Linked DNA regions of Mus musculus: region 2 is linked to region 1. A link is a contact called in ENCODE Hi-C or POLR2A ChIA-PET data. All regions are on one chromosome and are shown on one strand. The core of a region is the stretch at or near the end of the contact, and the rest is flanking DNA. Distances in the headings are between cores, read along the strand shown. Region 1 holds the start of Eif6 (eukaryotic translation initiation factor 6). Region 2 holds the start of Gdf5 (growth differentiation factor 5).

Region 1 (2,762 bases), core at 234-2,733:
CAGAGTGTGGGGGGATAAAAGGAAAAGTCGGGAGCCACTCAACACTCGAGTTGTAGTTAGAAATTGTAAGAATTAGCCTGGTGTGATGGCGCACGCCTTTAATCCCAGCACTCAGGAGGCAGACGCAGGCGGATTTCTGAGTTCAAGGCCAGCCTGGTCTACAAAGTGAGTTCCAGGACAGCCAGGGCCATACAGAGAAACCCTGTCTCGAAAAAAACAAAAAAAAAACAAACAAAAAAAGAAATTGTAAGAATTAAATGCAGCTGAACAGGGTGACCTGGGACCTTAGTTATTTCCTGAGGGAGAAACTGATGCTCAAAAACAAGAAGCAACTTGTTCATATTCAGAGGCAGGAGAGAGATGCAAATCCTCTCCTCCGCCCTTAGGTGTGGGACTCTGTAAGTCACATAGTTCCGAGCGACAACCCATGCTTTCCAGTATCCCTGTGAAGGAAAAACGAGACCAAGAATGATAGCCAGCACTTAATGGTATTTCGCTCCGGCTACTCTCAAGTCTGAGAGACAGTGTTCTTGATCTGCAGTTCGAGTCCCACACACCCGTCAGATTCCAAAGTCCACTGGGCCCGAAAGCCTGGGAATCCCCCGATCACTGGGGGTAAGCTCCAGGAAACTAATGACTCAGAGTGCTTCGCTGTGTCCCTCGGCGTCTTCCACCCGCCTTACCCACACACATGCGCCCGATGATTCGGCAGCCGGCGATGGATGCGTGCACCACGGGAATGGCATCGGAGAGCTCACCCTCGAACACACTGTAGAAACACGGATTCGCTGCTTACTGGGGTGGGTCGCTCTTTTCAGACCTCTCGCTCTCCGCCTCCCTTCCCTTCCCGCCCCGGCGGCTCGGGACCAGAAGCTCTCGCCTCACCTATAGAAGTTCTCTGAGCCTCCGATGGCCACCAGGCAGTAGGCGTTTGTGAGTTTGGCAAAACAACCGACCTCACAGTTGTTCTCGAACGACGCTCTGACCGCCATGAGAGAGGCTGGGGGGCAGCACGACTGCGGGTTCTGGGCCGACAGATCCACTCCGGAGCCGGGTCAACCAGCCTCGCCTCCTCAAACCCCGCCCTCTCGGGCCCCTCAGATGCCCGGGCGTGCGGACGGATCCCTCCTGGCTCTCCTGCCCCAAGTCCTCTCGCCCTGCGACCCGGAACTGACTTTTGCCGCCCAGAGTCCCAACAGCTCACCAAGCGACTCCAATGTCTACACGCTGCAACAACTTCTCCCGTAACTAGCTTTCCGTTTCCGCCTCCTCCCAGGCCCGCTTCCGGGAGCGCGCAGGAGCCGGGCGGAGCTGCTGGTCACTCTAGCCCCACCCTTTGGGAGGACTCGATGGTTACTAGGTGACTCCGCCCGACCCCGCCTCCTGCACGTTTTCTTGCTTTAGGTTTTTGGCTTCACCTCCTAGTGGGTCTTTTTAGAAGGAATAATCAATCAAACCTGAGGCTGGGCAAATGAAAAGATGAGGAAATGAGGAACCGGTGTTGTCTGGTTGGAGCTGGATTGATTGGAGGGCTTTATTTACCGAGTAAGGACGGGAAAAGGGCGGATTTGAGAAAGAGGATAATCACACCCCGGCCACGCGGACGGAAGTGGGAATCTGGACCAGTGGCAAGGGTCAAGGGTTGAAGATTGAAATTTGGCATAGAGATCAACCAAGAGACCAGGATAAAGTGGTTGGAGGAGGCATAAGAACCATAGGCTGAAGAAGACAATGGAGACGGGGAAATGTGTTACGGAGAGATTGGAGGAGAAAGGGTTCTAGGGTAAGCAAAGATCTGAGAGCTGACTTGCTTCCTTGATGTGTTTATCACGCAGTTTATCACCCCATCAGCAGCCCTGGGGATAGTGGTATGGCCCATTTTCATAGAATAAACTTGTCTCAACTAGTGTAGAATATACAAAAGTCCCCAGGGTGTCTCAGAATGCCACAGTGGAAGGTAAAAGGAGCAGAGAATCACTTACCGCAGACTGTCTTATGCCATTCATTCTTCTCCAAGAAGATCTGATCTGAAAGGGGCATAAATGGCGCGGCGCCCTTTCCCCAGCCCCATCATACAGTCCCATAACCGAGAACACATCAGATTGCTACGGGGTCTAGCCACAATTGCCTTTATTGATTAGTACCATGCACAGTCTCCTGCAGGTGCTAAGTTCAGGAGAAAGACCCATGACCAGCTGCAGCCCGAGCTTCCAGAGACATTCAGCAAGGTGGTCTGTGTGTTTGTGTCTAAGTGTTCAACTACGTGCTCTGCTTATCTCCCCCAGCTCACCCCAGATCCGCTCATTGAGCCCCACACCACTCTCTGGCTTACTCTACCAAGAACTCTTAACTCTCCTCCACCTGGCTCTCCCCCTGTCCTTCAAGACCAGCCTCCAAGTCAGCCTCTCTCTGATAAGCTTTGTCGATCGCTCTACTATCTCCATGACCCTCTGTCCCTAATACAGTTTTCATCTAATACATCTGTCTTGTTCTCTGAGGTTTGTGCTTTTAAGCTTCAGCCCTCAGAATCTGCATCTAAGTAGCCTTTCGGCTCTAGGGAATGTTCAGGGTGAGGTTGTGAGCACAGCTTGGTGCAGAGTTAGGATGAAGAGTCATATGTGTATTTATAGTTTCTGAGTCTCAGGGGGGCTCTGCAGTGTGTACTAGAAGCTTGAATTTTCTGTGGCCATTCATTTAGGCAGACCATATTGATTATGTACCTGCAACAGAAGTTTTATTTTTGAGTTAATCAGAGAGCTCTG
Region 2 (2,706 bases), core at 201-2,700, 120 kb after region 1:
ACGCACAGACATCACTCAGTCCGATGTCCTTTAGAATACAAATAGGAAGAGACCCCAGGGAAGAAGGGGCTCAATGTGGCCTCAGCCAGGTGCCTCCCCCTGGGACAAGTTTTCTGTCCTCACATATCCTGCCCCCTTCGCCCCCTATCTGAGGGTAAAGTTCAAGAACCGCAGAGACCTAAAGTTTCTTTCTCTCTGCTGTCTGAGAAAAACCTGGAGCTTAGAGACTTCAGCCAACCCGCATGAGGTGCAGAGTACCACCCAGTAATCAAAACTGGGTCTTGGAGTTTAGTATCCAACTGGGAGATCTTAGCTCCTCTCTGCACTTTAGTGCCCTTTCTGCACCTGGCAGAAGTTGGACTCGGAGATCCCTAGGTGCTCCTAGTACTGGATCTGGTGTGTATGCGATAAGTTCCAGACTCCCACCCCAGGCTGGATACACACGCTGTCCCCCACCTGCGCACTCCAAGACTTTGGAACTCTTGGGTCCCTGCAAATGCCCCTCCCTGCCACCCTACCCTCTCACCTTGCCCTTTGTCAATAAAGCTGGTGATGGTGTTGGCCAGGCCAGCCTCCAACTTCACGCTGCTGTTACCTCCCTTTCTGTCAGCATCGGACAGCGTCCTGTACAGGGAGAGCATGTATTCGTGGGGTGTGATGGGGGGCGGGCGGAACGGCTCCTTGGGCTCTCGAGGGGTCCCAGGCTCCCTGGTCTTCTTCAGCAGGAAGGAGCTGGGGGCAGATCCTGCTTTTGAAGATGCTTTGCCCCCAGGAAGCTGTCCTTTTGGGGTTACAGTCCGGGCTGCAGCCTGTCTAGTCTGGGAAGAGGGTCCTGGCTTGGTTTCAGGGCCACCGGATCTGGGGGGCATCTTTCTGGGTTCATCCTTCTTGGCCTGTGTCTGCCCAGAGCTTCCCTTGGCCCTGGCATTGGTGGCCCCCACACCATAGATATGACCCCCTGGCCTAAAGACATTCCTGGCCAGGGGTGGCCTCTCCTTGGCCTCCGCTTTGGTCAACCCTGGCTTGGCCCCTGGGGTTCTCTGTCCTAAGTCAGGGGCACCCAGCACAGTGCAGATGAGTTCCAGGTCCAGCCAAGCCAGGTGCCACAGCAAAAGAGTGAGGAGTTTGGGGAGTCTCATCCTCTGGCCAGCCGCTGAATGACACCACAGAGAAAGGCCGTAGCAGCGAAGGTGCCTCTGGCTTGGCAGGAAAAACCATGAAAGGAGTGGGTCTTCAGAGGCAGCGGTGGCAGCAGCAGCAGCAGGCAGGGCTTTCTCCTCAGTCTGAGTGTCTTGAAGTCCGCCGGGCGTGTGTCTGTATCCAGTCCCATAGTGGAAGTGCTCCCGTGTCCAGACGTGCACCGTCTCCAGTCAGCAGCTGAAAATAACTCGTTCTTGAAAGGAGAAAGCCGACCGCCCCCTTTCTCCCGCACAACTGACTGAGGGCTTGAAGGAGGCTTGTATAAGGCTGAGGGATTTTTCCAAGAAGGAAGAATGGCGTAATGCTGCCTGTGCGCTCCAGTTTTTTTTCCCTCTAATTTTGAATCCTTTCCAGTGAAAATACTTACACACACACACACACACACACACACACACACACACACACATACACACACACACACACACACACAAACCTGCAGGTGCTCAGAAAAAAATCTTTTACAAACCTGAACTCAGGAATTGGAAACGGAATTCCAACCCAAACCAATTTAATTACTCTCTGATGTCATGCTGTCTAAATTCATTTAAGTGCGATATATTTATGTGAAAAAAATTACCGCTGCCCTTTGGAGGCCATGGCTCACGGGGGCTTTTGGCTCAGAGCCCCATAGCGGGACTCAGGCTTAGGGGGCCTCCCCATCCCAGAGTAGACTCAGGGGTTTTCACCTCCACCTCCTGGAACAGCCCACCCCACCATCCTGAGCAGAGATGTTGAGAAGCTAGTGTAGAGATCTGCACAAACTAAGCATGCAAGCAAGGTTTTCAGTGAAGTCCTTGGAGTGTCTGTAAAGCAATTTCAATCTCTCTGTCTAGTCTAGGACCTGGTGTGTGTGTGTGTGTGTGTGTGTGTGTGTGTGTGTGTGTGTGTGTGTGTGTGTGTGTGTGTGTGTTGAGGGCAGCACAGATGGCAGCATTTACCTACTGTTTCTTTTATTTTAATAAACTTGTGACCCAGAAACAGAAAAAAAAATCAGTGTCCACTATACACCCCCACCAAATGCCATTGGCTAAGCACTGCCATCCTGTAGCCCCCTTGGCTGGAACCAGGTCCAGGGTGTGTGTACCTCAGCCACTACCCAAGCAAAAAACCCGCCAGTTTTCTTAAAAGAAATTAGCTGAGACCAGAGGCGACAGCCCCAGCCTAAGGCAGCAGCGACCCCTGCAGGAGGTTGGGAAAACAAACTCTCTGGGGCTGCTTTTCCAGAAGCTGATGAAGAAATCCAAATTCTGCTTGACTCAAGAGAGCTCCCTCTCCCTCTCTGCCTTTTCTTCTTCGTCTTTAGATAACGCACAGATAGCCCACGATGGCCTCAAGTTCACCATGTATCCGAGGCTGGTCTTGAACTCTGATCCTACACCACCCCTAGCTCAGATCCTCTTCCTTTCCTTTTCTCCTGTAGCAAAAGCTGACCTTGGACTTACAGTGTAGCTGAGGCTGCCCTAGAAGTCCTGATCCTTCTACCTCCACCTGCTTGGCTACAGAGTA

What was found. A loop is a pair of places that touch in the nucleus more often than their neighbours do. ChIA-PET counts read pairs that join two places held with the same protein, here RNA polymerase II (POLR2A).
Region 2: a map of mouse embryonic stem cell shows a loop between it and region 1 (2.8-fold over the local background). The contact joins the promoter of Gdf5 here to the promoter of Eif6 in region 1. A Hi-C loop is called at or near these places in 5 of 37 maps with a recorded cell type or tissue (ES-E14, mouse embryonic stem cell, mouse trophoblast stem cell and 1 more). POLR2A ChIA-PET finds 5 or more read pairs at or near these places in 4 of 5 experiments (Patski and embryonic stem cell).

Annotation. Positions count from the first base shown.
Region 1 is chr2:155,825,442-155,828,203 of GRCm38, forward strand. It overlaps Eif6 (eukaryotic translation initiation factor 6), which reads right to left and starts at 1,484. Exons shown (of 6, transcript NM_010579.2): 1 at 886-1,484; 2 at 684-769. The coding sequence starts at 992.
Region 2 is chr2:155,943,917-155,946,622 of GRCm38, forward strand. It overlaps Gdf5 (growth differentiation factor 5), which reads right to left and starts at 1,451. Exons shown (of 2, transcript NM_008109.3): 1 at 527-1,451. The coding sequence starts at 1,139.